Regions from separate parts of the Mus musculus genome. Here regions 1, 3, 4, 5, 6 and 7 are each linked to region 2. The links are chromatin loops, found by intact Hi-C in ENCODE. Cell type or tissue: heart. All regions are shown on one strand.

What was found. A loop is a pair of places that touch in the nucleus more often than their neighbours do. Peaks named below come from ENCODE experiments on the same cell type or tissue, not always from the same donor. Only the 100,000 strongest peaks of a DNase experiment are listed, where the experiment ranks them.
Region 1: a loop joins it to region 2, with 2.2 times the contacts of the local background. A loop is called at or near these places in 6 of 42 quality-filtered maps.
Region 3: it touches region 2 in a loop (2.5-fold over the local background); 5 of 42 quality-filtered maps call a loop at or near these places.
Region 4: it touches region 2 in a loop (2.9-fold over the local background); 22 of 42 quality-filtered maps call a loop at or near these places.
Region 5: a loop joins it to region 2, with 2.2 times the contacts of the local background. A loop is called at or near these places in 10 of 42 quality-filtered maps.
Region 6: it touches region 2 in a loop (2.2-fold over the local background); 10 of 42 quality-filtered maps call a loop at or near these places.
Region 7: a loop joins it to region 2, with 4 times the contacts of the local background. A loop is called at or near these places in 12 of 42 quality-filtered maps.

What each region holds. Positions count from the first base shown.
Region 1 is chr12:73,204,110-73,208,109 of GRCm38, reverse strand. The region is part of intron 6 of Mnat1 (menage a trois 1); the gene reads right to left. Among named protein-coding and RNA genes, the nearest start is that of Gm23910, 60 kb to the right of the region's middle. In heart, no CTCF peak of the experiment used is centred here; a DNase peak (open chromatin) is centred at 1,669.
Region 2 is chr12:73,043,220-73,047,219 of GRCm38, reverse strand. Six1 (sine oculis-related homeobox 1) reads left to right here and starts at 508. Exons shown (of 2, transcript NM_009189.3): 1 at 508-1,353; 2 at 3,391-4,000. The coding sequence starts at 794. The coding sequence ends at 3,685. It overlaps Gm51264 (predicted gene, 51264), which reads right to left and starts at 1,335; the gene lies at 1,272-1,335. In heart, CTCF peaks have their summits at 480 and 2,019; DNase peaks (open chromatin) are centred at 449, 1,839 and 2,509; H3K4me3 peaks cover 3,721 bases; H3K27ac peaks cover 2,305 bases; H3K27me3 peaks cover 2,749 bases.
Region 3 is chr12:73,448,616-73,452,615 of GRCm38, reverse strand. Gm33929 (a long non-coding RNA gene) reads right to left here. Exons shown (of 3, transcript XR_001780532.2): 2 at 3,969-4,000; 3 at 3,269-3,524. Gm34080 (a long non-coding RNA gene) reads right to left here and starts at 2,039. Exons shown (of 4, transcript XR_381684.3): 1 at 1,720-2,039. In heart, a CTCF peak has its summit at 2,257 (motif pointing right); DNase peaks (open chromatin) are centred at 1,825 and 3,335; H3K27ac peaks cover 945 bases.
Region 4 is chr12:73,111,267-73,115,266 of GRCm38, reverse strand. It overlaps Six4 (sine oculis-related homeobox 4), which reads left to right and starts at 2,022. Exons shown (of 3, transcript NM_011382.3): 1 at 2,022-2,924. The coding sequence starts at 2,083. It also overlaps a transcript of Mnat1 not described here. In heart, no CTCF peak of the experiment used is centred here; DNase peaks (open chromatin) are centred at 1,786 and 2,816; H3K4me3 peaks cover 2,675 bases; H3K27ac peaks cover 2,639 bases.
Region 5 is chr12:73,284,982-73,288,981 of GRCm38, reverse strand. Trmt5 (TRM5 tRNA methyltransferase 5) reads left to right here and starts at 2,271. Exons shown (of 5, transcript NM_029580.3): 1 at 2,271-2,298; 2 at 3,707-4,000. The coding sequence starts at 2,294. Slc38a6 (solute carrier family 38, member 6) reads right to left here and starts at 2,134. Exons shown (of 16, transcript NM_001037717.3): 1 at 1,950-2,134; 2 at 459-589. The coding sequence starts at 2,057. In heart, no CTCF peak of the experiment used is centred here; DNase peaks (open chromatin) are centred at 1,171 and 2,141; H3K4me3 peaks cover 2,330 bases; H3K27ac peaks cover 2,091 bases.
Region 6 is chr12:73,322,994-73,326,993 of GRCm38, reverse strand. The region is part of intron 5 of Slc38a6 (solute carrier family 38, member 6); the gene reads right to left. Among named protein-coding and RNA genes, the nearest start is that of Slc38a6, 38 kb to the right of the region's middle. In heart, a CTCF peak has its summit at 2,009 (motif pointing right); DNase peaks (open chromatin) are centred at 1,153, 2,043 and 2,633; H3K27ac peaks cover 2,625 bases.
Region 7 is chr12:72,940,346-72,944,345 of GRCm38, reverse strand. Six6 (sine oculis-related homeobox 6) reads right to left here. Exons shown (of 2, transcript NM_011384.5): 1 at 3,719-4,000; 2 at 1-2,719. The coding sequence ends at 2,551. Among named protein-coding and RNA genes, the nearest start is that of Six6, 2.5 kb to the right of the region's middle. In heart, no CTCF peak of the experiment used is centred here; no DNase peak of the experiment used is centred here; H3K4me3 peaks cover 201 bases; H3K27me3 peaks cover 3,578 bases.

The DNA of each region.
Region 1 (4,000 bases), 160 kb before region 2:
TAGCATGAATCACCTGAATTAACCCTACTTTCAAATATTTATAAACATGTACAAATTAATGTGCCACAATATGGACTTATAGCCATTAATTATAAAGTATAAGGTTCTTATTTATGTATTAATATATAGGTTCTTTTAAAATGAAAATGATAAAATACCATTGGCAGAAAATATTTACAATCTATTTCTAAAATACATTTAGACTTAGGCAAGCTACATTGGTACTGAGAAATAAACTCTAACTCTTATACATATATATTTTTTCTTATATGTTTACTTTTCTTTGTATACTAAGTAAAAACAAGCTCTTCCTCTAACAGAAGTCATCAACAGAAAGTGATGACTTGTCAATCACTATAAGTTGTATATACTTTGAGATATGATCAACAAGACTATTTCAACTAAGAAGAATAACTCCTAGCAATGATGAAATAAAGTGCCTTTAGGGAGCCACTTGGCTAATCAGTTCTTTAAGCTGCATTTCACTGAACCTTTGACAGCAAGCACTTCATGTTTACTCTATGGATTACAAAAGCAGCATACAGGAGTCACAGTCCTTTCAGGCTGGCCTCTGAAAGCCTACATATCGCTCAGCATAAGTGCAGCTCACACAAACACAAAAGCATCTAGCCTGTCACATGGCTTGCTTTAGGTTTTGTTTTTTGTTTTAATTCTGGGGGATAAATCTAATTTTATTCTATAGACTTCATTTTATTAAAAAAATGTAAATTGAAGAGATGTATACTTAATAAAACAGTAACCTAAGAGCAATGAAAAACCTAGCTTTCAAGTGCTTCTAAATTTTACAGCTTGGTATTTTAACGCTGGTAAGTACTAACATATGACCAGTTGCTAGGACAGGTGCTGCTGCCAATCAGCTGCCTTTGCCGAGACACATTCTACAGATTACCACTTAATCTCCCACCAACAGCAACGGCTGCCTGTTGCATCGATAAAATCACCACTGAAAATAAACATGGTCACCAAAACAAGAAAAAGTACTCAGATATAACTTTGGGCAAAACCCAGCTCAGCCTAGTTCTGCATCTCCTTATTTCCTTCTATTAAACCTCAGGCTCCCTTGCCTGGCTCTCACCACCTCTCCACAGGCTGTTTCTGATTTGTCTCTTCTAAAAATTTAGATAGATAGATAGATAGGGTGTTTCCTTTGCTGCTGTTGATAACCTGATCCTGTTAAAATCAAGAGAAATGGGATTTAGTGAGACATGCACCTTCTGACCGTCTCACGACATCTGGTCTTGCACTGGAACTCACCTACAGTCCCCTGTTCCCATCCCAAGAAACTGTTCTTACACAATATCTCAGCCCACTGAACACAATTGGAACCACCAAATAAAGCACCTTCTCTACATCAGGGAAATTACGAGAAAATGACTCTGAAGATCTTTAAGACCTGCTACAAGGTGCTGTTGAAGTTACTTTAAGTACATCTGGAATCAGACTGAGAACCGTACTCAGTTACTTTTATGATCTAACTATACTTTCAATGCCTGAAGTCAACCCTGATTGTTAAACAGCAAGTAGCACTAGGTTCTCCGGTGATTTGAAAGCCACTCTGACTCTGTTGCACATGCCTGTGACCACTGTGACCTCTACAAAGCAGTTGTGCGCTTTGCTGTGGTGCAAATCCTCACAGACAAGTTGAACCTGTTCTCTTTGGCACTGAGCCCTTTCGCTGAGCACACAGCTGAGATTTATTATACAAGGGGAACTGAGGGGCATTCTTACACAACATTTATCCTTCACATATAGCCAAGTCTAATCTTTTACAACCTTTGAAGGCTTTTAAAGAAACAGTCTCTTAATTACAATGTTTCTTATTTGTCACTAATTGCAAGACATATTAAGATTCATTTGACATTGGGAAAAAGCTAGCACACAAAGCTATGTACTAAAGATTGTGAAAATTAGTCACTTAACATACATTCGAAGCAGTAGCACTCTTAATCCTCAGATCCTCAAACAATTACCAGCCTTGCTGTCTTTACAAGGTAAAGGCGATAAAATCACTTTTCTAGCCCTGTGCTTTACAGACTACACGATAAGAAAATAGGTTTGTTTGTTACTGCTTTTAATCTCACATCACTCATTGGTCTTTTAAAAACCAGAAACTTTCCATTCTTTCTGACTTTCCTTTGGGAGTGGTTCTCCTGTGAGCCTCCACACACTCTGTACCTCAGCTTAGAGCATCCTCAGCGGCTCCTCCTCGGGAACTGATTATTCTCTAATAACAGGAATTACCACACTTGATCATTGATCTAGCAAAAAGTACTGCCTTGCTGTAAAAAGATAGGAAGTAAGGACAAACGGGCAAACCTCCCATGCCGGCAGAAGTGATCTACCCTCAAAGTCAAGTTCCAACTGGCCTCTCAGTGGCTGAACACCTTAGACTCTGAGTGACGCTGAGTCAAGTGGGCATGTCCTTGCTGTACTATTTCATTTCAATATTCGCGTTAACACCAAGTATACAAACTGGAAAGTACCCGTAATGCTTTTCTGAGTACATTTTTAAATAATTTACTATTAAATTATTTTGTGGTTTAAAAAAAAAGCTAAGGACATTTGTAGGAATTAGGGGTTCCCTAGCAAGTAAACTAGGCACATTCACAAACAGCACCAAATATACTTTGTCTCCAGCTAAAGAAGAAACCCCTTTCATTAGTTTACCATTGTTATTTCAGCTTTTAGAAAAGTTTTCTCCAGCAGTTTCTATCTCTATTCTGTCTCCCTCCAGGGAATTAAAACTTTAGGAGTTTGGGCCATTTGTCATTCACTAAACCAAAACAACACCTTTTCTAGAAAATGTGGGCTCTCCGAGAATAAAAGTATTAACTTTAAGTGGTTTCCCATCTGTGTATGTGTGACAACAACTGAAGACAAAGAGACCATGAGTTTGGGAGAGAGCAAGTGGAGGTTCACAGGAGAGAGGAAGGAAAGGGGGAGGGGGAAATGATTCAGTTATATTATAACCTCAGAAATAAAAAATAATAATAAAAATTTTAAGTATTTTATGGGCATTACAACTTGAAAAAATTAAGTATATAAGAAAATTATTATTCACCTGAAATATTCACAATATGAATCTATTCTATATAGAACAACATAAATATTGATACTCATAAAACAAACCAAACATATATAAAATGACTCAAAAACTGGTCTGAAAAACTGGAGGGGTGTGTGTGTGTGTGTGTGTGTGTGTTCTCTCATGTACATACATGGGTGTATCTACATGTATGGCATATGTGTGGGGACCAAAGATCAATCTGGGTGTCACTATTCAGACTCCATCCAACTTGCTTTTTGAAACAAGGGTGTCTGACTGTCCTGGAACTCAACCAATAAGGCTGTAGAAGCAATTTTTCCTTCACTTGCTTTGATTCTTCACACCAAAATAGCTTTACCAATATATCTTCTTTCCAGGAAGAAACTAAGTCTACTGTCTACTTGCCTATGGCATTCCATAGACATGTGTCTTTAAAATAATGCAATATTAAAAATACAGACTTTTGACTGGGAAAATGGTTCCATGAGTAATATGCACAGCACCAGGAAACTACCCAAGCACTGAGAACGGAGGGGACTGAGAGAAGAACCCCGGGGGTTCTCTGAGCCAGCCAGTCTAGCTGAAATAAGTTAGCTTCAAGTTCAGTGACAAACTGTCTCAAAAGCTGAGGTGGAGTGCAATTAGAAGAAGACATCTGACATCTACTGGCCCCCACATGTACAATACAGAGAGAGAGAGACAGAGAGAGAGAGAGACAGAGAGAGAGAGACAGAGAGAGAGAGACAGAGAGAGAGGCAGAGAGACAGAGAGAGAGAGAGACAGAGAGCAAAACAGAGAGAGACAGAGCGAGAGAGACAGAGAGAGACAGAGAGACAGAGATGGGGGAGCCTATGCAATCCCAAAGGTCATCATGAAATGTATGCTCTGAACAAAGATGAACAGGGACTTTTATTAAGTCTCAGTTTTGCTTAT
Region 2 (4,000 bases):
CCCTAGTCTCCTTTTGTATTATTTATCTCATTCCATAAGCTATTCATCAATCCATTATTTATTCATCTTAACATTAAGGTAATTAAATATGAGCTCACCGGGAAAAGCCAAGACTGCAAGAGACAGGGCTAAGAATATGGAGAAGAGGGTCATTAGAACGTCTGCAGCCATTGATTTGTGCTGCGTGAGGCTCCCCTTAGGTGACACCAAAGAGGGCGCCGCTTCGCAAGGTCCTGACTTGGTCACCACCCTTTTCAGCACCCCAGTTCCCTCCTCCCGACCCCACCTCACTTCCCACCTCTCCGGGTCCTTCTCCTCCCACCACTTCTTATCCTAGGCAGCACTCGGTAGCTTCGCCCTCCCCACGCGGGGCGGCAGGGTGGCGCGGCTTTGCTGCCGGGCCGGGCGGCGCGCAGGCTGGCCAGCTTCGGATAGGCGCCGCTCGCAGCCAATCAGCGTGTCGGGGACGCTGCGCGCTTTAAGGCCGCTGCGGGGAGAACAGAAACCAAGTTCCCCGGCAACCAGCAGCATCCACCCGGCGGCAGGCGGGAGCCAGCGAGGCCCAGAAGGCTGTAGAGAACGCCAGCCACTCGGAGTCTAGCTCACCCCTACTTCTCTTCGTCTTCCTTGGCCTCCCACCCGCCGAGGTTCGACTGGTCTCTTCGCCCGCGCCAAGGCTAGGGAGGGGGTTAGGAGCAGCCGCGCCCCCCTCCCCGCGGCAGCCGCCCCCTGCTCTCCCAGCTCTGCTCACTGCCGCGTGCGCCCGGGCCCGTGCGCCCCGGCAGCGCCAGCCATGTCGATGCTGCCGTCGTTTGGTTTTACGCAAGAGCAAGTGGCGTGCGTGTGCGAAGTTCTGCAGCAAGGAGGGAACCTGGAACGCCTGGGCAGGTTCTTGTGGTCGTTGCCCGCCTGCGATCACCTGCACAAGAACGAGAGCGTGCTCAAGGCCAAGGCGGTGGTCGCCTTCCACCGCGGCAACTTCCGCGAGCTCTACAAGATACTGGAGAGCCACCAGTTCTCGCCTCACAATCACCCCAAACTGCAGCAGCTGTGGCTGAAAGCGCACTACGTGGAGGCCGAGAAACTTCGCGGCCGACCCCTGGGTGCCGTGGGCAAATATCGGGTGCGCCGAAAATTCCCGTTGCCGCGGACCATCTGGGACGGCGAGGAGACCAGCTACTGCTTTAAGGAGAAGTCTCGGGGCGTGCTGCGGGAGTGGTACGCGCACAACCCCTACCCCTCACCGAGGGAGAAACGGGAGCTGGCCGAGGCCACCGGCCTCACCACCACCCAGGTCAGCAACTGGTTTAAGAACCGGAGGCAAAGAGACCGGGCCGCCGAGGCCAAGGAAAGGTACGCGGCGTGCTTGCCCAGGCTCGGGTGACCCCGGGAAGTTTCACCCTTCGCTCCCTTCTGCCCCCCGCAGGCGTCGCCACCAGCTTCCTACCCGCCGCCACCCGGCAGAGGTCCGTGGGGCGGCACCCCGGCCTCGGCGACGCTGCTGTGAAGGTTCATGAACTCTTGAGGTTGCCTGTTAGGGACTGGGTCGCGTTTGCGTGGAGCACTCGCGCGTGGGTTTCTTTGGTGAGGGAAAGTGTGGGGAACGGTCGGCGTTGGGTTTGTTTCATGCCCTCCGGGCTGGCTCCGGCGAAGAGAAGGGATGGCCAGGGAGTTTGTAGATCAGAGGAAACGGGGGTATTGCTTGGTATCGCGAGGGAAGCTGTTCGGTACGGCGGAAGGTCTCGAACCTCCGCTCTTTCGCTCCGTCTTGAAGCTGGTCTGAGTCGAACGCTCGGCCCCCAGTACCTCCCGGCTCTCTGCTCATTCTCTCCGGCTAGTCTATGGAGGAGAGTTCTGCTTCATTTCGCGCTAGTTGGACAAAGGGAGGAGTCTTGTAAAAAGAAATACCCTGGAAAGGGGACACTGGGGGTGTCGCTGCTGGGTGTCCTATCAGAGGCCCCAAGCCGGGAGAAGACTGCCGCCTGCCGCGCTCCCTCATGCTTGGCCGGGTTGCTTTCGCTGGCCCCGCCGCCGCCGCTGCGGGCGAGGAGAAGGGCTCCAGTCGCTGGCTTCCCCCTCCCGGGAGCACGGAAGCAAAGCTTTAAAAAAAGAAAAGAAAAGAAAGAAAGAAAAAGAAAGAAAGGGGAAAAGTCTCCCTTCTCCCCTCCTCTCCTCTCGCAGACGCGGCGGTTCCTCGGCCCGGGAGGTTCGTAGCGGAGCTTCTGGCCGAGGTTCGGAGGAGCGCGGGGCGGAAAAGTTGGGGAGCTGGGCACAGAGCCCCGCTGTGCTCGCCTTTGTTCACTGTCAGCCTGGGGGCCGAAGATCTGGCTTCCAGGATTCCCCCTGGGTGGGGAAACCACAGAGCCTGCCTAAATTCCGGGGAAAGGGGCTCTCCGGAAGAGAAAGACGGTGCTGGGAAGGGAGTGTGCAGGCGGGCGAGCGCTAGGCTCCGGGTGGCCGCCGGCGCTGGAAAGGAGGAAGAGCGAGCAGTCCTGAAGTTGAGTGGGACCCGGGGACCCGGGGACCCGGTGCGGGGACGGACTGACACTCCGTTGTGCGGGGTCGGCCGGCGCCCAGCCGGGGCGGGGCAGCGAAGTTTGCCCGGCTGAGAAAGGGTGGGAGGCTCTGGATTGTGGGCGAGCAGCTCAGAGAGGAGAGCAGGAGGGGCTGGGGAATGAACTAGGAGTAACGAAACAGGGATTGCTCGGCTCCAGCTACCCTTTAGTTTACAAAACGGCCGGTCCCCAAGCCAAGCGAGGGCCCACTCCCGGGTGAAATCCGAGAGACTGGCTAAGCTCCCTGTGTTTACTCAGGTCACTGGGCCGCTCTGGGCACGACTTCCCATGACCTGTCCTAGGTCTCTGGAACCCCAGCCTCCAGACAGGGGCAGGGAAACTGGTCATCTAATTGTTTCCTCAGATGGAGGCAGGCAATTGACTTGGGTCAGAGCAAGCATTTGTGCATTGGGCAGTTTGTCTCCCGATCATTTCGTTATTGCAACAACCATTTGTCGGAAGGCTTCCAAACAGTTACTTGGAACTATGGGGCTGGTTAATAGGTACTTAAACATACAAAGCTGAAAACATTTTTTTTTTCTTTTTGGCTTATTTTAAATAAATCTGGTTCACCCGACTGTGAGACGTACAGTAAAGTAAGGAACTATCTCCCAGCAGCCCCCCACCCCCATTTCTTTAGGCTGCCTCTTCACCTCCCCCATGACCCTTGGGGCTGGGTGGGAGGCAGAGCGCCTCCGTTTGGGTTGGTGACAGATTGCACAACGGCCCTTTCCTCCTCCCAGCCCCCCTTCTTTCATCTCACACTTTTTAAAAACAGCAACAAAACAAAACAAAACTTCTTTTTAACCATATGGCGTTGTCCTCTATTTCTCAGGGAGAACACCGAAAACAATAACTCCTCCTCCAACAAGCAGAATCAACTCTCTCCTCTGGAAGGGGGCAAGCCGCTCATGTCCAGCTCAGAAGAGGAGTTCTCACCCCCCCAAAGTCCAGACCAGAACTCGGTCCTTCTGCTCCAGAGCAATATGGGCCACGCCAGGAGCTCAAACTATTCTCTTCCAGGCCTCACAGCCTCCCAGCCCAGCCACGGTCTGCAAGCCCATCAGCACCAGCTCCAGGACTCTCTGCTGGGCCCACTCACCTCCAGTTTGGTGGACTTGGGTTCCTAAGTGGGGAGATATTGGGGCCTTGAAGGGATGGCCGGAGCAGCAACCAACCGCAGCAATCTAGGGGACACTTGTACATAGAAGCCAGGGACAATTCTGCAGCTTGTTTCTGGGGTTCTTTGCGCAGAAAGGAACCACAGGCTTTCACAATTGTCTTTTTAAAAATTACAACCAACAGCGGTCTCAGTTGAGCATCCTCTCCCTCCTCTCCAACTCTTAATACCCTTGCATTTCCCCTCCCACTAAAAGGTCAGGAAATAACAAAAACAGCCAGGCTTGGTTCTGGGCAACCCAGGCATCCTTTACAGTAGTCCCTTA
Region 3 (4,000 bases), 410 kb before region 2:
AAGACACCATTGACAAGCAAAAGCGTGCAGAAGTACAGACGGCCCCACCAAGCTCCATTTGTTCAGTGGCAAATACACAGACTGGATTCATTCAGTGTCATCAAGATCAAGGGTCCAAGTCACAGTGTAGCACATCTGCCTCCCAAGGAGCTCCCTGGAAATGTTTCAAAGGGATTGGCTGCCACAGAGAGAAGACTAAGAATGAGAGGGCTGCCTGAGCCTCCCTCCGGCTGCTCTCCTCCGTGCTTCTAATGCTTCTAAGCCTTGAGAAGCCATTGGGAACCTGGGTGGTTGGCTTGAGTCTGAGAAGGTCCAAGTGTCCTCTGTCAGCCCGTGTGCATCCTTAGCAGTCTCAGAAACATCCCGGGCAGAATTTTGTTTCATGGCTATCATGCATACTTTTCCACAGATTGATTTCGGGATGGGATTATAATTTCTGCATTAGCTTTTCTTAAATATCACGTGGATAATGAACCAATTTGTTCGAATGGCAAATAACTCCTACTTATGTTAATAGAATTCAGCTGATCCCTAGTAAGGCAGTATCTATCACACCTGCCAAGGTCTCTCAATCGCTCATCCTGAAGGCCACAGACCTAGGGACTGGCCTGGACCATAAGTACATTGCATGTTCTACTTCTCGTTTTAAGCAAAAAATAATAATGAAAACAGTTTATTTCATGTCCAGGTAAAGAGGCATACATAGGCCACATTGTGTATGGCAGGTTTTCTCTATGAATATTTAATCACCGGTCTGCCTTAGTTCCTATTTTTGGATGACCACTTACCAGCACTTTTCCTAGCCCCTGATGTGTGAAATCCAAAACCCCTTTGTTGGAACTGTGGCTAAACACTCCTCTTACCCTTCATAAATGTGCATAGACATGCGAGTGCATGTGAAAGTCTAACTTACTGTACAGCCATCAAAGGTCTGGCCCGACCACTACAGGTTCTGTAGGTGTCTCGGGTGTATGGAGAGAAGCCTTTGAAAGAGTAACTGAGATCTTCCCAGCAGCCATGGAGGTGAATTGAGCCATCTCTCCACTAGTGATTGACAGGGAGGGGGAGGGGAATCAAGGAGTGTCAGCAGCACTTGGAGAACCAGGTTAGCTGAGATGTAGGCAGGATGAAGAAAGCGGGTGGGAGGTGTCAGAGAGGACTGGGGGGGCTCTGCCTTCCTGGCCGTTTGGCTTTTAAAGGCAGTGCTAGACCAGTGGGTCTTAACCTGTGGGTTGTAACCCCTTTGGGGGTCTCATATCAGATCTCCTGCATATCTGATATTTATGATTTGTAACAATAGCAACATTACAGGGATAAGCAATGAAATAATGTTATTAGCCATCTCCCTCCACATTTCTTTTCTCCTTCCTCCACTCCTGTCTCTCCTCTCCCTCCTTCCTTATTGCCATGGTTTTTGCTCGGAGGCTGCCTGTCCCTCAGAGGACTAGTGAGTGGAAGTCACTTGGAGGTCAGTTAGGGGAACAGGGCCCTGAGGACCCAGCCAGACGGTGAGCTTTAGAGAGCAGACAGATGGCCAGGGTGAGTGTTGGGGGGAAGGGTGTCAGTGAGTGTTGGCCCTGCCTGAACCCTCATCAAAAGGTTAGCTAAGCAGGGGGCTATACTCCCTCCAGCACTAGAGAGGCATCTCAGCCCCTCACTCTGGTGGGCTCTAAAGTTCTGTGAGATGCTGGGATCCTAGCTGCATGCTATAGTTCATACCTTTAGCACTGGTTTCCTCCCGTCTTTTCATGTTGCCCTCCTCCTTAGCAGTGCTTGCTCTGAGCTTGGGTGAGACCTTCCCCAAGGGCTCCAGGCATTCTGGTCTCCATTGCTCAGCTTGTAGTGCCAGCTTCAGCAAAGCTACTTAAAGGCAAGCCCAGCATGAACTCCAGAGCTCTGCTTCTGGGTCCTTGGCTCTCAGCTGCTCCTCAGTATGGCCTTCCTTCCCTTTCCAAATTAATGCTTTTTTGGCTGCCAATGGTGCTTTTGTAAGAAACAGCCCCAGATTCATTAATCCAAGCCAAGCCGCAGTGAAGCTCATCTGTCAACGGTGTTCTCTCTGTTTCTCTGCCGGAAATTTGAAATCCTATTGGATCTAGGATGTGGATTTTCCTGGCTCTAGACACACTTTTGGAGTCTAGAATTTACACGATGAGGATTTTTTTTAACTACCTCTTTTTATTTCGTTTATTTATTTTTATGTATTTTTATGGTTTGCCTCTAAGTCCTGCTGACACATGTGTTACCTGTGGGGACCAGAAGAGGGCATCAGAACCCTTGAGACTGGAGTTGCAGACAATTGTGTCTGCCACGTGGATGCAGACAATTGAACCCGGGTCCTGTGGAAAAGCAGCCAGTCTTCTTGGCTGCTAAGCATCTCTCCAGCCCCGTGATGAGGACTTTTAACCTAGATGACCTTTAGAGTGCCCAAAGGGACAAGGAACACTAAAAGACCCCTTCTTTCCCTGTCAGCTCCACATCCTGCCCACCCTTTTGGGAGAGAGGAGGTGTCACCATGGGGGATTGTGCAGTTCCAAGTTAAGACCCTGTGGTTGATGCTGAGCTACAGAAGCCCGGGCGCCACTAATGGGCGTGGCCTTTTCCTACGCACCCACCTCTCCAGCAGAGGATGTTTGCAGCACCTGGGCCCTGAGCATTCTGTTAAATCTCAGATCTAGGTTAAAAACTCAAAAGAGTTTGGATCAAAGGCTCCATTTGACCACTGTTGCTCTGCTCAGTGAGTTTCTCCTCCATTGAAGCAACCCTCACAAGGGCAGGACATTCTGCAAACGACTCTGCCTCGTATCTCTAGTAACCGGAACAGAAAGGACCATGGAAGGTACTCGATGAGTATTTGTGATGGAAAGGCAAGCCCAACAGCTCCAAGTCTTGCTCTGCCACCACAGTAAGAGGCAGAAGGGCGAAGTCTGTCTGGGTTGTTCATCTATCCACTGGTTACTACAGTGACCACTTCTTCCGGCCCTACTTCCAGATCATTTCTCCCTTCTTAACACCCTTTCTTTCCATTCTTTCATGTCTTTAACTCTCCTACTAATAACACAAACGACCCCATTCCCCCCCCCCCCCCCCCCCCGCTTGCCTCTGGTGAGAAAAGAGAAACCCTCCGAAAGTGTGACTCAGAGAAATGAACTGAAATGTCATCCAAGGCCACTGGGAATTCCTCAGCCATGTGTCAGGGACCCTGTGCTGAGAGCCTGGGCCTCAGTCAAGACAGAAGGTTTCAAAACCCAACACCCTGAGACCTCTCTCCACCTTCTCCTCCCGGCCCCGCCCACATTTTTCCTGCTTGGTGGTTTCTGTGCTTGGCCAACTTGAGTGAAGGTTCCGCTTCCTTTCCATCAGTGTGCGATGGACTCCAACAGCCCTGCAGGCCACGCCCCACTGCTGCAGCTCCCACTCCAGCAGCTGTAGCTGCCACTGCTCATAGAGGATGGGGAGACAGGAGCCAAAGCCGGGTTTCACCATGGGCTCCTAGCCAAGGTGCCTCAGATTTTCCGCCGCACCTGGAAACAGGACCCGAAAAGCACAGGTTAGAGAGGAGACACGGCTGCTCGGCTGCTCGGTTCAATAGCCTCATTCATGAAATTAAACCAAAACAAACCCTGTAGCGTTTAGAACACTCTGTTTAGTTTGTTCTTTCTCTTCTCCTCGGATATTTGTAGAACAGGTCCCAGGGCATGAATGTGGAAAGAAATGAGGAAGAACTAGGAAAAAGAGGGAGGGAGAGTGGAAGGGATGGAAGGAGACCTCGGGCTCAGCCAAGCACAAAGACACCCATGGAAGAGAATTAATCCCGCCCTCCTCTCAAATGTGACAGGCAACGACAGGTTGAGAAATTGCTACCCCAGGTCATGGGAAGGTCATTGACGAGTTTTTCAGGTTTCCAGTAAGTAGGAAAATGACCGGGGCAGCTAAACTTCCCGCAACCCTGACTGAGAGAAGCTAACCTGGTACTGATGGGCCCTCAACAGATCCCAGG
Region 4 (4,000 bases), 68 kb before region 2:
TTTAATGGAGAGCAGTTAGGTTATGTATCAAATATCTCAGCTAACCAAGAATAAAGTGGTAGAAAGAAAGAAAAAAGAAAAAAAGAGCCGGCGGTGGTGGCGCATGCCTTTAATCCCAGCACTTGGGAGGCAGAGGCAGGTGGATTTCTGAGTTTGAGGCCAGCCTGGTCTACAAAGTGAGTTCCAGGTCAGCTAGAGCTACACAGAGAAACCCTGTCTCGAAAAAACAAAAACACAAGAAAGAAAGAAAGAAAGAAAGAAAGAAAGAAAGAAAGAGAGAGAGAGAGAGAGAGAGAGAGAGAGAGAGAGAGAGAGGGAGAGAGAGGAAGGAAGGAAGGAAGGAAGGAAGGAAGGAAGGAAGGAAGGAAGGAAGGAAGGAAGAGAGAGAGAGAAAGGGAAAAGGAAAGGGAACAGGAAAAGGGAAGGGAAAAGGGAAGGGAAAAGGGAAGGGAAGGGAAGGGAAGGGAAGGGAAGGGAAGGGAAGGGAAGGGAAGGGAAGGGAAGGGAAGGGAAGGGAAGGGAAGGGAAGGGAAGGGAAGAAATGGGAAGAAAGCAAACCTCACCAAATTGAAGTGACAGCAGGTGACCTGAACAGCTGCCTGACAACATGCTGAAATAGGCAGTTATGAGTGACTGGGAAGCAGAAACACTACAAGGCCACCCTGAAGTAAAGGTTAGGGGGAGGACATTTAGCTGTTAAGAGTTTGAGAAGAAGCATATGCAAACAAATTCAACTGGCCCACAGTAGCCAGAGACAGGCTCACCATCCCTCTCTGAGCTAAGACCTCATGCAAACCATGAAGGACAGAATCCCAACTGAAGATAGCCACATTGCACCTCCTCCCTTCAGCCTCAACCCTGGCGGAGCAATCCTAGCAAGGGTTGCTGATTCTGTCCGGATCTCTTCCAATAGACCCGCATATAGAGATGGTGTTCTTCCCAGACCTATCTATCACCTTCAAAGAGAAACTATTTATCCATTCCAGCACCACATCGTGTGTGTGTGTGTGTGTGTGTGTGTGTGTATGTGTGTGTGTGTGTGTGTGTGTGTGTGTGTGTGTAGGGGGGTGCTGATGGTATCCACATTTTGAATGTTTCTACTATGGTAAATAGATTTATGCCCTAGTCCATTATAATTTAGCTCTCTTCTATACTACTTACCCAGTATAAACATCCAGGTTTATTTTCTATATGCTTATTTGTATTAGGTCCATCTCAGGGTTTCTGCCTTTTTTTTTTTTTAATGCTTCTTGCCTTTGTCATCTCGGTGGGCTACACACACTGCTCATTTCAAGGTTTTTCAAGATCTCCCCCTCCGGAATTTTCATTACTACCAATGCTTCTCTATCAGAGCATTCCTTAGTGCTGTTCTTGACTCTTGAATACACATCCTTAATAAAGACATCCCTTAGTTTGGGGGGTGGGGGGAGGAGGTGCTGGGGAGCTTCGGAATTAGTCTCTGAAGTTTTGTTATCTACATACTGAGGGTGGTCTCTTTGTTAAAATTTTAGCTGTCCAGACTTTAAGGTCACGCGATTAGTATTCCCTTGGGAATCACTGGGCCTTTCTTTGAAAGAGCTGTCCAATTTTCAGGCCACACTAAATAACTGCCCATTCAGAAGCTTGGCCAGAAAAGAATGTCGGTGTTTTCCGGCAGGTAAAGGTGCCTGGGGGTCAGGGAGAGAGGGAAAGGCAAGGGGTGGAGTGGGAGGCGGGTGATCGACAGGGATAGAAACGGTGTCTCCTCCTCCCACTGAATGCGAAATAGCCAATGGGGTGGCTCGGCCGGGCCGGCCGGGCGGCCAGTGCCATATAGTATGCAGCAACCGGAGGAGTCACGTTGGGGGAACGGCAGAAAGCAGCTATCCGTTTACACTACTTTGCTCTAGCAGCTATCTTAATGGTGACTGCGTGGCCTGGGGGAAACCTGATCGGCCAGATCCAGCCGAAACCGGGAGGGAGGGAGTGGGCTTTCCGGAGGGGGGAGGGGGAGGGAGGCGAAGAAGGAGGAGTAAGAGAGGGGGAAAGAAAGAGGAAAAGAGTGCGAGGGAGTGAGGGAGGGAGGAAAATAAACAACAAAAAATGTCCTCTTCCTCCCCCACCGGGCAGATTGCAAGTGCGGCGGACATCAAGCAGGAGAATGGGATGGAAAGCGCCTCGGAAGGACAGGAGGCGCACCGAGAAGTGGCGGGGGGCGCGGCGGCTGGGCTGAGCCCCCCGGCTCCAGCTCCTTTCCCCCTGGAGCCGGGGGACGCCGCGGCTGCCTCCAGGGTAAGCCGGGAGGAAGGGGCAGCGGCGGCGGGAGCGGCAGATCAGGTACAACTCCACTCGGAACTTCTGGGCAGGCACCAGCACGCAGCCGCCGCGCAGCCCCCACTGGCCTTCTCGCCGGACCATGTCGCCTGCGTGTGCGAGGCGTTGCAGCAGGGGGGCAACCTGGACCGCCTGGCCCGGTTTCTTTGGTCCCTGCCCCAGAGCGATCTGCTACGTGGCAACGAGAGCCTTCTGAAGGCGCGAGCGCTCGTGGCCTTCCACCAGGGCATCTACCCTGAGTTGTACAGCATCCTCGAGAGCCACAGCTTCGAGTCGGCCAACCATCCGCTGCTGCAGCAGCTCTGGTACAAGGCGCGCTACACCGAGGCCGAGCGAGCGCGCGGCCGGCCGCTGGGCGCCGTGGACAAGTACCGGCTGCGCAGGAAATTCCCCTTGCCCCGCACCATCTGGGACGGCGAGGAGACGGTGTATTGTTTCAAGGAGAAGTCGCGCAACGCGCTCAAGGAGCTCTACAAGCAGAATCGCTACCCCTCGCCGGCTGAGAAGCGGCACCTGGCCAAGATCACCGGCCTCTCCCTCACCCAGGTCAGCAACTGGTTCAAGAACCGGCGGCAGCGTGACCGAAACCCCTCCGAGACCCAGTCCAAAAGGTGAGCGCCAACTTTCCTCCTCCCCCTTCCTCCCCCCACCCTTTCCCAGCTTTCTTTTCCTCCTAGCGCTCGAAAACATGGCGCTTACCTTCCCCACCAGCCTGGTCCGGCTGCCCACCTCTCCCCGCCCCCCACCTCGCTTCCCTACCGGGGTGGTAGGGGGGACGACGGTGGCAACGAGCGGGCGGGGGATCCTCCCTCCTAACCCTCCCCCTCCTGCCCCCAGAAGTTTCTGGTCGCCCTCTTAGGTCCAGTCCCCGCCCCCACCTCGGCTGGTCACTGCTGCCCGGCTTCCCACCCCCATCCTGCTGCCTTTGAAGTTGCCACTCTCGCCTTGGTTCTTTTAGGGAATGTGTGCGCACGCTGCCGGCAAGGCTGCTCTCACGGCAGCTCTGGGCCCGCAGGGGCTGCCGGCGCCGGCCGGGGTCCCTGCCTCCGCGGGGTTACCCGGAGCCTGGAGTGCGCACACGCTCCAGGGTACCCAGGGTTCGACTGAAGCCCGGGCTTGCCCTGGAGGTCACCAGGGGCTCTCTGGAAGGAAAAGGAGAGTTAATGGAGACTAGTGGCTCAGATGGGGTCTGGGGACGTCGAGGCTTTAATATGACAGAGTTAATCATTTACCCTGCCCGCCGCGGTTCCCATCGCTGCTAGGGCAGCGTGGGGTGTGGGTGCTGCTCGTCTCTGCGGTGTTTTGAAACCTGATTCTGAACAACTTCGGATCGGGTTACAGTGCCTCAGAGGTGGCAGGACTGAAGGACAGTTTCTTGGACCCCCTAACACAGCATGATCCCCTACTGACTTTGGGAATAGGAGACAAGCCGGCTGGCATAAGGTGGGCAGCAGGAAAGAAGTAGGGGAGCTATCCACTCAGTCCTCCTTCAGCCATCCTACACACACACAGACCCACACACACTCTCTCTCTCTCTCTCTCTCTTTCGTATAAAATGCAGGGTTTTTGTTTTGTTTTGTTTTGTTCTTCTCTTTTGTGTCTGCTAGAGTCAGACCCTTGGCTGTGTGTGGGTGTTTGTGTGTGTGGGTGTGTTGTTGTTTAGGTGTGTAGTGGTTGTTGTTGCTGC
Region 5 (4,000 bases), 240 kb before region 2:
CCCTATGGACCCCAGTCATGTCTGACCAGGAAAGCTGCTTATCTATCACATGACATCCTAACCACTTACCTTATCTCCAAAGCTTCCCCTAGCAACAACCTGCCCAAAAGGGACAATGCTCAGTGGCCTTCCCTTTCTTTTTTGTGCCCTATAAGCCCTTGGGTTCTGATTCTTACACCAGAGCCCCGCTTTGCTGGTGCTGTTTTAAAGCCCACGCTATCTTAGAGCCCCGGGGTTCCTTTCTTGAGGTTCCTACATGAATGCCCACCCCCTCAAGCCATGCATGACTGTAGGGAGCATTCCTCCAAAGCACAGAACTAGATAGGCACAAGGGGAACAAAACAGCATTAAAACCCCAGAAGTAATCCAACTAGAAATTGTAGACCGGTAACTTCTGGAATCAAAATTCCTTATCAAAATGGAACCGTGTGATGACAAAATATGGAAACAGGCCTCACCTAAATCCAAGGATACCCGTGTTAGCCATCACATACGCCAAACCAAGGATGCCGCTTCCCATGATGGCGTTCATCACGTTAAAGACGGAGAGACCAAAGGAAGCACCGGAGGATCCCTGCCTGTGAGGTTCCTGGAAACACACCATTTACCCACATTAAATGCCTGAGGAAGGAAGTTAAAGTGTGCTGAGCCATTCTACACACTTGAGGAATCGTGTGAACACTAATTAACCAGGACGTGGCTAGTTCTTTCGCCCATGTAACACAGGCTAGTCTCATTGGAGAAGAGGGGATCTCAATTGGGAGAATGCCCTAAAGAGACTGGCCAAGACACGGCCTGTTTTAGGTGGGGGCATCCCTGAGCAGGCAGGCCTTCCTGGGGATGAAGGAGAGCAAACTGAGCAAGCCAGTAGGGGCAAGTCAATATTTCCTCCGGGTCTCCCGTTTCAGTTTCTGCCTCCAGATTCCTGCCCTGACTTTCCTTCAAGACGGACTGTAGCTGTAAGATGAAATAAGCCCTTCCCTTCCCAAGTTGCTTTCCGTCATAGGAGTTATTACCCCAAGGAAAAGCACATTTGGACATAACACTTGTTCCTTTCCCTCCGTTCTGACCTATTGGTGCAACTCAAGGAAACGAGTCTTCCAGGAAAATTACTTCCTCCCATGCAGGGCCCAGCTGGCTTCAGTGGGAGCCACAGCCTTGTGACTTCAAGAGATCAAGATAGGGTGGAGACAGAGGAGGAACGGGCCTCAGTCACGTGCTTCCTGAAGAATCCCAGTGTCAGCATGGAACTTCTGTCCCTAACTCTTCTTCCTCAAGTACGAGGACCGCAATAAACTAACCTTTTGTTTATATGCCTAATGAATTAAGTCGATTAGCAGGAATATCTTACAGGGACAACATAAACCAAACCATCAGCTGTTACAGTCCAGGGATTCATAAAAAGTGGAGTGGCAGGACTGGAAAGCAGCTCTGAGTTAGGGAGTTTTTCTAGCATGCCCAAGGCCCTCCTAGGCTGGACATTCAAGACCGAAGAGGCTCCGGGGCCCCCGGGCACACACAGCCCACTACACCGGCTTTAGGTTAAGGACGAGCAATGTGCACATTACCAGAGACCTCTCCTCATCTTCACTTACAGGGACTTGAGTATTAAAGTGCCTATAGCTCATCTTTCCCTTGGCCCCATGATTAAATCCAGAAAAGAAACATCGTGTGATGTTCTTGCAAGACCTCACAAGGCTAGAGGAGACAGAGGCGACAATGACACAAAGCAATGGTGAGTCACAAAACCGAGGCTCATCCCGCTGGTGTTCCAAGCCTCTCACTATTGACTGAGTGCTCCATGCTGCTGCCACATTCCAAACTCGCCTGGGGTCAGTGGTTCGGGCCCCACCCCAGGGTCAGTCCCCTGCAGTCCAAGGCTCCTCTTGCAAGCCCTGAAAGATACCGAAGCGCACAGGAACCCAGCGCAGCCAGTAAAGCCCACTTACGTTGCTTAGCAACGGACTCCACTCGTCTGCAGCCACCGCCTCCTCTGGCTGCTGGGCAGAGACGTACCAGCCTGGCTCCGCTTGGATGCTGTGCCGGGACGCCTGCATGGTGCTCCGCGACCGACTGCTAAGTAAATCACGGAGCCGCTTCCCCTAACCCCAAGCGCCCCGGCTGAGCGGCTTCAGAGGCGGAGCTACGGGCTTGGCCCTTCCGGGCTCTCGTAGCAAATCGCGGGCCCGGAAGAGAGGTGCGAGTCCACAGGGTCGGACTCTACGCTGCCTTCGCGGCCAGCAGTGATGACGTCACCAGCCTCCGACGCCCTATTTCCGAGCTGCACCAGAGCATGAGGTGAGGGGTTCGGGTCTGAAGCCGGCCTCGGGTGACGCTGGCCCTGGAAAGGTGCAGCTGGTGAGGGGGCAGTAGTGTCCCGGGTGATGTAGAAAACCTGACGGTACCGCGGCGGGACTCGTGCTCTTCTTTCTTGCCCAATGAGCGCAAAAAGGCCACCAGGTCATTCATCTCCTTGTCCACCGGCCGCTAAGCCGAGGCCGGAGCCCTTGGGTAGGGGGCTGGTCAAATGCATGGTGAGGGCTGATGCACCCAGTGGTAGGATTGGATAGCATGAGAAGTGCCGGGATTAGGTTCCCATTACCACAAAAATCTTTTCATAGTTTAAACCACATATTACAGATGGAAAACGGACGCCTACATTTACTTCAAACAACACAGTAAAGCCTTGTCAAAATACTGAAGCTTTTAGTTATAGGCATGGCATATGGCAGTACACTATGATAGACATCCTAACAGTATACTAAGGTCATATGGGAAGGGACAAATCTCATGTATCCAGACCAACCTGGAGGATGACTTTAATTTCTGATCTGCTTTCTGAGTGCCTGCACCACTGTGCCCAGGCTATGTAGTGCTGAAAGCCCATGAATTTGCTTGTGCTTGCTAGGTACACTTCTAGCTAAACTGTATCCCCAGCTTTCAGGTCATTTTTAACCAAGCTTTTGTTTTTTTTTTTGTTTGTTTGTTTGTTTGTTTGTTTTTGAGGTCTGGTCTCAAATGCATCCCAGGCTGGCCTTGAACTTTTAATCCTCCTATTTCCTCATGCTGAGATTACAGGTAGGCACCACCATGCCTGATATTATGTGCTGTTAGGGATGACCCCAGGACCTCATGCGTGCTAGGCAAGCTTTCTACCAGTGAGCTACATTTTAAGACCTTAATGAACGTTTAAGCCTTGCCAAGCCACTTAGCAGCCACATAACTTTGGGTGATTAACTTACCCCTTAGCTTACAAACTTCATAACACAGCTTCTGATACAACAGCCCGTTGAATAAATAAAATAAGATCTCCTAAGAATATCCCAGTAAGTATTACCATTGGTGGCATCACATATAGTGATCATTTCATTTAGAGATGACCCTTAACTCAAATTTCATACTTCCTATTCTATGTGTATTCTGTCGAAATTTGTGAGCAGAGTTCTTTGGGTATAGGGAGATTGCTAGACCACTAATTTTTCTGTTATAGGGGCAAATAGACTGAAAATGCAAATGTATTATTTACCAGGGACAGTGATCATTCTAACCTGCAAGAGAGACTGCCCTCCCTTGCCATCCAAACCTTTTGTCAGCACTTGGCAGGTGACTTGAAAGATAATTTATATTTTCATCCTCAAAAGCCATTGTGAATGTGTTCACATGTAGCTTGATGGTGTTTGGTGTTTTGTTTTGTTATTTTCCCCAGAATCGTATGGAAGCTATTTGGATTCTCAAGAAGACTTTTGCAAGTGGAATGGTGTCACCCCAGTGAATCAATATTGTTGTTTACCCTGGTGCCGAGACTTAGGAAAGCGCCTTCTGTTTTCTTGTTGGGTCAAAGACAAGGACTCTCAACCATGCCAGAAATAGAAGCAAGTGTGAGAGATAGTGAATTATTTTCACCACCCTCTGACGTTCGAGGAATGAGAGAACTTGATAGAACAGCTTTTAAGAAGACAGTGTCCATCCCTGTGCTTAAAGCGAGGAAAGAAGTAGTCAA
Region 6 (4,000 bases), 280 kb before region 2:
GACAGTTATCAGCCATTACAAATCAGTTAGTTTCACCACATTAGCCGAATAGGTATTCTTTCCCCTTTGTTTTGAATGAAACTATGCTGGAAAGAAAATGAAGAATGCTGTCAACCTAGTCAAGACACAGGAATTGAAAAATCACATGGAAAAGCGATGGTTCCATCAGGAAAGCACTGAGACAGAGACGTCTGGTCAGGCAACAGCAGGTAGAAAAGTCTCACTACTGCCTGAGGTCATGGGAGTCATGAGTTTGGACACAGAGGAGCAAGGCTAGAGAATGAGGACACTGCTCACACTGAGCACAGCAAGCATCTTCCATGCTTGGCTACATTCTAAGTGATAGGAAGTTCTTTGCACACCTTTTTCATACTGACCTGCCAGGAAGCCATGATTTCGCCCACAGAGATTGGGAGTCCTGTGCACACATTTGCTACGTGGGTGCTGGTGCAAACAGTTGGTCTGACTTGAGGGGCTCGCTCTATTACAAGCTAGTTTGCCCTGGGCAGGTGGGGGAAGCCATCAGCCAAAGCCAAGAAAAATAAGAAAACTCTGTCAAAGGGCCCTCTCTAGAATGAAGCCTTTATTTATTTTTATCAGCATTTAAGCAACAAACAGCTTTTGGCTGCTGAGTTCATCAGCTGGGCTCAAAGAAAATAACCATCTCTCTAATGAAGATCAAAGTTTTGCACCACACTGGAGACATCCTGCTTTGTTAATGGAGTCCATTTGGGGCTGTAGCCCGTTTGTTGGAGTAACTGGCTCAAAATTCATGAGCTTCATGCCAGGACTTCATAGTATCTGCTGTCATTATTTAGTTGCATGTCAGTAGAGGCAGAGCTGCAAAGAGAAAGTCTCCTATTTGCATGTATCAGAGATTTAACACATCACTGAAACCTGAAAGAAAAGACAAAAAGCAATCCCCTTCCCCTGTGTCTCTAAGCTTTAGAACTAGCGCTCCCCAAGCAACCTGAGATATTTCTCCGTTTGTCATTAGTTAACCACATAACTTTAAGAAAGAAAAGACTTGACTGAGTTTGGGTCTAAACAATCATTTGTCTAAAAGACAATCAGTCATGTTGTCAGGCACTTAGGAGAACATGCATGAAGCTGGGATGACATTCAGCTATTTTAAAAATAGCACTGGGTTCTCAGCACTCGCGGGGTTGGGGGTGGGGAGCCCAGCAACGCTCAGAGGTTAGTCAGAGGCCTAAACAAACAGAGGCACTATGGTTTGTCTTTCCATGGTTTGTCTTTAGTCATGGATAATAACTACTGTATTCAAGATGGCTCATTAACCTGGTGTTTCCACTAGATTTCTAAATGCATGGAAATTTTAGACCCACTCAAACTGTATCAGTCTCTTTCTTAAGAAGAATCCTTTTTTTTTTCCCTCAAAATCTCTATAAAACAATGTAATTTCCCTAAGTTGTGCAAAACTGGAAAAAATTTCACATGGTGGAAAATGTTACTTCACTGTCCTAAAAGAGCCCTTATTTTACAGTTTGTTAAGACCCTAAACCTAAGCAGGACCAGAGAAGCAGGCCTAGTGGCTAGGCTCTAGAATTCCAGTGACTCGGGGCTGATATCAGAGGATCAAGAAGTTCAAGGCCTGCTTGTCTCTAACAGAAGGGAAAGGAGGGCTAGGGGAAAAGCCTGCTTAGCCTGCATGCAATCCTCAGACACACACACACACACACACACACACACACACACACACACACACACAGAGTCATCTATTTTTAAAATCTTGTTATCAAACGTCAACTGAAATAACTGCTAATGCACTGCTTTTGAAATGATGTTACTACTAAATTTTGTCAAGGCAAATGCCATAGTGCCTCTGTTTGTTTAGGCCTCTGACTTGTGAAAAGGGACTCCTCTCAAATTTCCCATACTTCTAGACTTTTGCAATATTTTCTAGAATTTGGAGATAATACTGTTCAGGTTTTAAAGCAAAACAAAACAAAACAACCAACCAACCACAAAGCTGCAGTGTGCCTGACCAGCAGATGGTGGTGTAGCAGCACTTCCAAGCCCAGCTCCTGAGGGACAGGCCAGACCTGTCCCTGTATCACTACCCTGGGCTCCTCCTTCACAGTCATAAGAAGAGGAAGAACACAATATAAGCTGTCTAACATTTCATCATGGACTGTGGTTGTTTGCTGGGTCTTGTCTGTAAGATGCAGACTCTGAGCTATCTTAGTGCATAGGCAGCTGTGGTTCTCCCACACCTAATAGCCCGAACTGAGGCATTAATCAAGGCTGCTAACGTCTGTGGATTCGGTGCCAGACTTTCCAGTCCGGAAAACTTGGGCCATCCTAGCCATTTCGGGAGGTTCCCGTGAAGCTAGGTTTCTCCTGACAACGTACAGCGAGTCAATGGTTAATCTTCTGTGAGGCCCTAGGAGCTAAGCCATGAAGACTCACATATTATAGAAGTAGAGGAAGTTGGCCCGCTGCTCAGAGCCACTCATGGAAATGTTGTGAGTTGAGCAAGATGTGTGAATTAGGAACATTAAGTGGCTCTGCTTTAGCCGTGGACTTCCAAGAGTGAGTAGGACTTTCCTTGGCGTAACTGAGCTGAGGGGAGGTTTGCTGTTTGATTTCCAGTGACAGTGCCGCCTACGGAATGGTCTACCACAGAAGTTTAATTTCATGTGAAACTGACTATTTTTCAGATGGTGGGAAGAGTGAGTAATGAAACAGCAGGCGCTGTGAGAACAGCTGGCCTTCCCACCACACTACTCGGTCCTCTTAGAAGGTACTTCAGTAAGTTCAAACCCAGCACTCGCATTCTCTTGCCAGCAACAACATTCAACATTAACGCTCTAGGATGGCTCCTTTCTCCCTCTGGCCCAGCAGAAACTTTCTCACAGCAAACGCTAGCTCTGCTGAAGGCAGGGGACACAGAGAGCTACAGCTGGTCCTCGCCTCATTCAGGCTCCAAATCACTGCTGAGAGACCAGATCATTTTCTTATGGCTCTCCATGTTCTAAAGGCCAATAACTCTAAAACCTTAAGAGCCCTAAATGTCATAATTGGCATTTTCACAGGTTATTGGAAGGAAGCCCCTACCACAGTCACTTTGGTAAGTCACACTGGTGCCTGTGGTCAGCGTGAGTGCCTGTTTGTTTATGACTATGGTAAGGGAATAAACCAGGCCTTCACCAAAGACCCACAGAATAAGTAGTCAAATGTAATTTATGAATTTATGATCATTTTGCTCTTGTTTTTCCTTTTAGTGTTAGGGATTAAAACAAGAAGGTGAAGATGTTTAAACATTACATAGCACAGAACAGAAGTTGGGGCCACAGGAGATATGCATGACATATATTTTGTGAAAAGTCTTTAACTTAAAAAGAGAGCGAGAAGCTGGGTGTAATGGCTAACAACATTTGTCAACTTGACAGGATCTAGAACTCCTGGGAGACAAGTTTAACTGTGGCTGAAAGAGCCACCCCAGGACTGTGGACAGTGTCACTCTGTGGGAAGGAGTCCTGGATTAAAGAAAATGGGGACAGAAGGGGAGCACCACTAACCCCTGCTCTCCACTTCCTGACTGTGGGGCACTCTGTCAGCAGCCTTAGGGTACTGACTGTGGGGCACTCTGTCAGCAGCCTTAGGGTACTGAAGCGCTACCTTCCCCTCCAGGATCTTGTCCCCTGGAGCTGTAAGCAGAGATAAAGCCCCTGCTCAGGTACTTGGTTGCAGCATTAGGTAAAGTAACTAATATATTAGGTGTGGTACACTCCTGCAATCCCAGTGGTGAACATCTGCAATCCCAGTGCCCAGGCACCAAGGCAGAAAGACTAAGACTCAGAGGCTAACCTAGACTGCACAGTAACAACCTGTAACACAAAAAGGGAAGGGGGAGAGACTGAAAGAGTTAGGAAGCTTTAAGACATGACACCTAACTAAAAATACAGACTCTGCCCCATTAATGCCTAAAAGAATTGACATGCCATGGCACCTTCCCCAAGAACCACATCAGAATCTA
Region 7 (4,000 bases), 100 kb after region 2:
TCCATCATTTTACTAATTAGTTCATTCTGTCTTTTCTGTTTGACCTGGGATCACAAAGATAAGAGATAAATTTTGCCAATAAATGTCTCCATTTTCTGGCTCTGGATCATTCATAGCTGAAATGAGTTTCGGATGGAGCTGGATTATAAGATTGAGAGCCATGAATTTTCCACTGAAGTGCAATCCTGCTAGGCTGATTCTAGCCTATTGTGAGGCGGGAGAACCTCGGGTGCAATTATGGTGTTGCTTTCTGAAACACTCTGTGTTTAAAAACAACAAAACAAAACCTCACTGTGTAGCCAAGGTTGGTCTGAAACTCACCTTGTAGACCAGGCTGACCCCAAACCTCCAGAGGTCTGCTAGTTAGAGTCACCACCACCAACCAAGGCACAAAATTAAGGAGATACTCAGTTTCAGGTCGCTAGGACATGTCACTCACATGACCAGGAAAGTGAACAATTTCTTAATATTTGCATTCTTGATGCCTTTTATTTTCCCCCTCTGGAGGCCCAAACTGCTCCTTGTCACCCAAAGAATCGACAGGGACTTTAGAAATCAAAAGATATAGCTTTACCATGGAAGGCTTTCTTGAGCCACTGAAGAGTATTTGTTTGACTTGGGAATTACCTGTTTGACCACAAAAGCTTCCTAAACCTGTCCATCTTTTGCTATGAGAGTTTCAATTTGCAACAATTTTCTAGCTATGGAACAAGTGGACTCAGTGATGACAATTTTAAAGCCCACAGTAGCCAACTCTGCTTAAGTGACATACAAACAAATATGTATACATGCATATATACATTCAAACACACACTCATACATACATACATACAAATGTACATATATACATACATGCATGCATACATACATACATACATACATACATACACGTAATACATCAGCCCTTTCTCACGTCCTGGGCTTCCAATAGCCACTTGACCACCTATTTTCTTTCATAACTCCAGTTTTCATTTGTTTGGTACTTTAACATTTTTTGCCTTCAGAAATTTTTAGCAGGTGAGAGGTGAATTAAAAGAACTCTAACTGGCTGAGATTTAAAGATCAATATTAAAATTTGTAATGTGCAATCCATTTCACTAGGCAAAGCAAAATCTTAGATAATATGGATATTATTTACGTTCTTAGTGCAAAAGTGGTAGAGTGTGTACGTGTGTGTATGTGTGCATGTGGTATATGTGTGTGTATGTACAAAGAACAATTACATGCTAAGAATATTTTATATTTTAATGAAGGCTAGTCCCAAGGCAACGAACTTCCTGATGAATTGTTTGCATGTTAAATGTAGAGCACTGATTTAGAAAATGCCTGTCATTTCTCTGTAGCATGCTTTCTGGTCAATATAAAGCCTGCATACTGTCTCCTATCTTAGTATTTCTCCTGGTGAAAATAATTTAGTTGACTAAAACCCATTTCTGAAGCAGGAAGATGCTAGCCTGGTTAGTATCAACCTCTCCTATCTTTTTAAATGGTCTTAATAAGACCTACAGCACTTAGTAAGTATTCTACCTGTGCTACATGCTTACCTTGAATGACCATAAGTTTCTGAGTGGGAGAGTACCTCAAACAAAATGGAAACACTTTTTAATCATAAAGCCCTCGTGTCTTGGCATTTTTGTAAAATACGATTCATTACCTGAGTCTAAAATTTGTCTTCTAAAATTGTTCTTGAAAATCACTAACACTTCATAAAAATGATTAGGTGGACAAACCATGATCACCTGTGTGGCGAATGTAGAGCGCTGCCATAGATGGCATGTTCATGTTCCAAATTCTGGGTTTAATATGGCAATGTGCATATGTTTATGTATACACATGCATACATTTTCATACAATCCGATGTGGCGGTTAGTTAGCGGTTTATCTGTGGCTGCTTAAAATATAAATATACTGAGATGTCAGAGGATATAGAGAAGTTGGAGAGACAATTTGAATAAGACTCCATGCTGCGTGCCCAGCAAAGGAAATAAGAGTGATTTTTAAAATCTGAGATAGCAGCTCTCTTAATTAAGAAAGGTTATCCACCAAGTTGTTTTATTATTTGGCTTCTTCACACAGAACGCGTGAGCTTGCTCATTCAAAACAGCAAGTTCCCCAAGCTACAGAGAAACCTATCATGGAAGTCTTTTAAATAAGTAAATAAACAGCATATATATGTTTTGTTTTGTTTTTTAAAAAAGAAACCTTCAAAGCAAAAGTTATACATATATATAACAGCGTCCTTTCGAAGTGAAATACCCGCAGGAGACTCAAGGGCAGGCTCTCAGAGTGCAGTTCTGTTCCAAAGGAGTCTTTGCAGCCAGATCCTTCAGGAAAAGCAATGCGAAGAGAAGTAGCATTGGGTCAGGCCTCACCGCATGCCCCAGAGTCGCGATGGATTCTCGCTTCTAGAGCCTTTAGGCCCGCGGGTCCCTGGCCACGGGGCTTCTGCCAGCGCCGTATTTGCTGGTCTTGTCCTCTCTCTTTCTCTCTCTTTTTTTATTTTGTGTATCTCATTTTTACACTGGATTCTAAGTGTGATGAGTGGGCAGCTCAGATGTCGCACTCACTGTCGCTGGATGTGATGGAGATGGCCGAAGTGGCCGCCTTGCTCGACAGACTGGCAGCCGGGCTGGAGGCGACGCCCAACACCTCAGGCGTTCCCTCACCCTCCGAGCGTAGCACCCGCCCGGGGCCCTGCGACAGAACCTGCTGCTGGAGTCTGGAGGGTTGGGGAGAAAGGGACACTGGTCACAGCAAGAAATCAAGCCGCCACATTGTACCCCTTTTCTCCGACCCGTCTACCTCCAGCTCCTTGTTAAGACTCTTATTCAGACCTTGACAAGCTGGGGAAGGTGAAGTGACCGGGTTTGGACCGATGCACCACAGCTCTTTCGCGGAATCCTGCCGTTGCCCCTCTCTGTCTGTCTGTATGTCTGTCTCCTTGTTTCTCAGCTCACTATGAATTCCGCCTTAGCCTCCCCAGATCTTTCTCATTTGTCACCCAAATGTTGGGAGATTTACTGGAGGATTGTCAGAAATCCTCCAGCGCAAAGCGGGACAGATAAGGCTTCAGGATACGAGATTCCTTTTCTAATACTACATCTCCCTATGGGTCATGCCTGAGGCTAGAGGATGCTTGAAGAGTTTGGGCCTGAGTTGCAAGCTCCAAAAGCTGGCGAATGAAAAGCATAGGCCGACTAGCTTGCTGGGTGGAGACAGGATAGTTGTCATGAGGAAACACGTCTTTCTGCCTCTTAGAATCTGAGACTCTCTGAAAACTGAAACCTTTTTCAGAGCATCAGGGAAGGATGCAGCCGGGATTTAAAAATAGAGCTAACTAAATAGGCTTCACTTGATGAGAGCCTGGGTCCATGCTAGTAAAAATTAGCTTTGGGCCTCTGGATTTCTGATTGATCCTGGGCTTTTAATCTTTCTCCCTCCCTCCGCCCCCGTTTCCCTAACTACAGCGACATTTTAGTTTGGTGACCCACATCAGCTGCTGCAGTGACCCCCAAAACCCCAAGAACCAGGGGGGGGGGACGGTGGGGAACCAGGAGCCTGCATAGGAATCTAGAACACAGTGGGCTCATAAACCCAAGACAGACTGCATTCCCAGCTCCCTTTGAATTTGGGTCCCTGGACACCAGGTAAGGGCCAAGAATGCCTCCTCCCGCCCCATCCCGGTGTGCACCAAGCCTAGAGGCCTGCTGGTACTGACCTGTTTTTGGCTGCAGCTGCCCGGTCTCTTTGTCTGCGGTTTTTGAACCAGTTGCCCACCTGTGTGGGGGTCAGTCCGGTTGCCTGGGCGAGCTCTCGCTTTTTGCTGGGGTTGGGATATGGGTCCTGAAGGTACCACTCTCGAAGCAGGTGCCGCGTGCGCTCCTTGAAGCAGTGAGTCTTCTGTTCGCCATCCCAAATGGTCCGCGGCAGCGGGAACTTCTTCCTTACTCGGTACTTGTCTACTGGCCCTAGGGGCCGTCCACGCAGCTTCTCTGCCTCC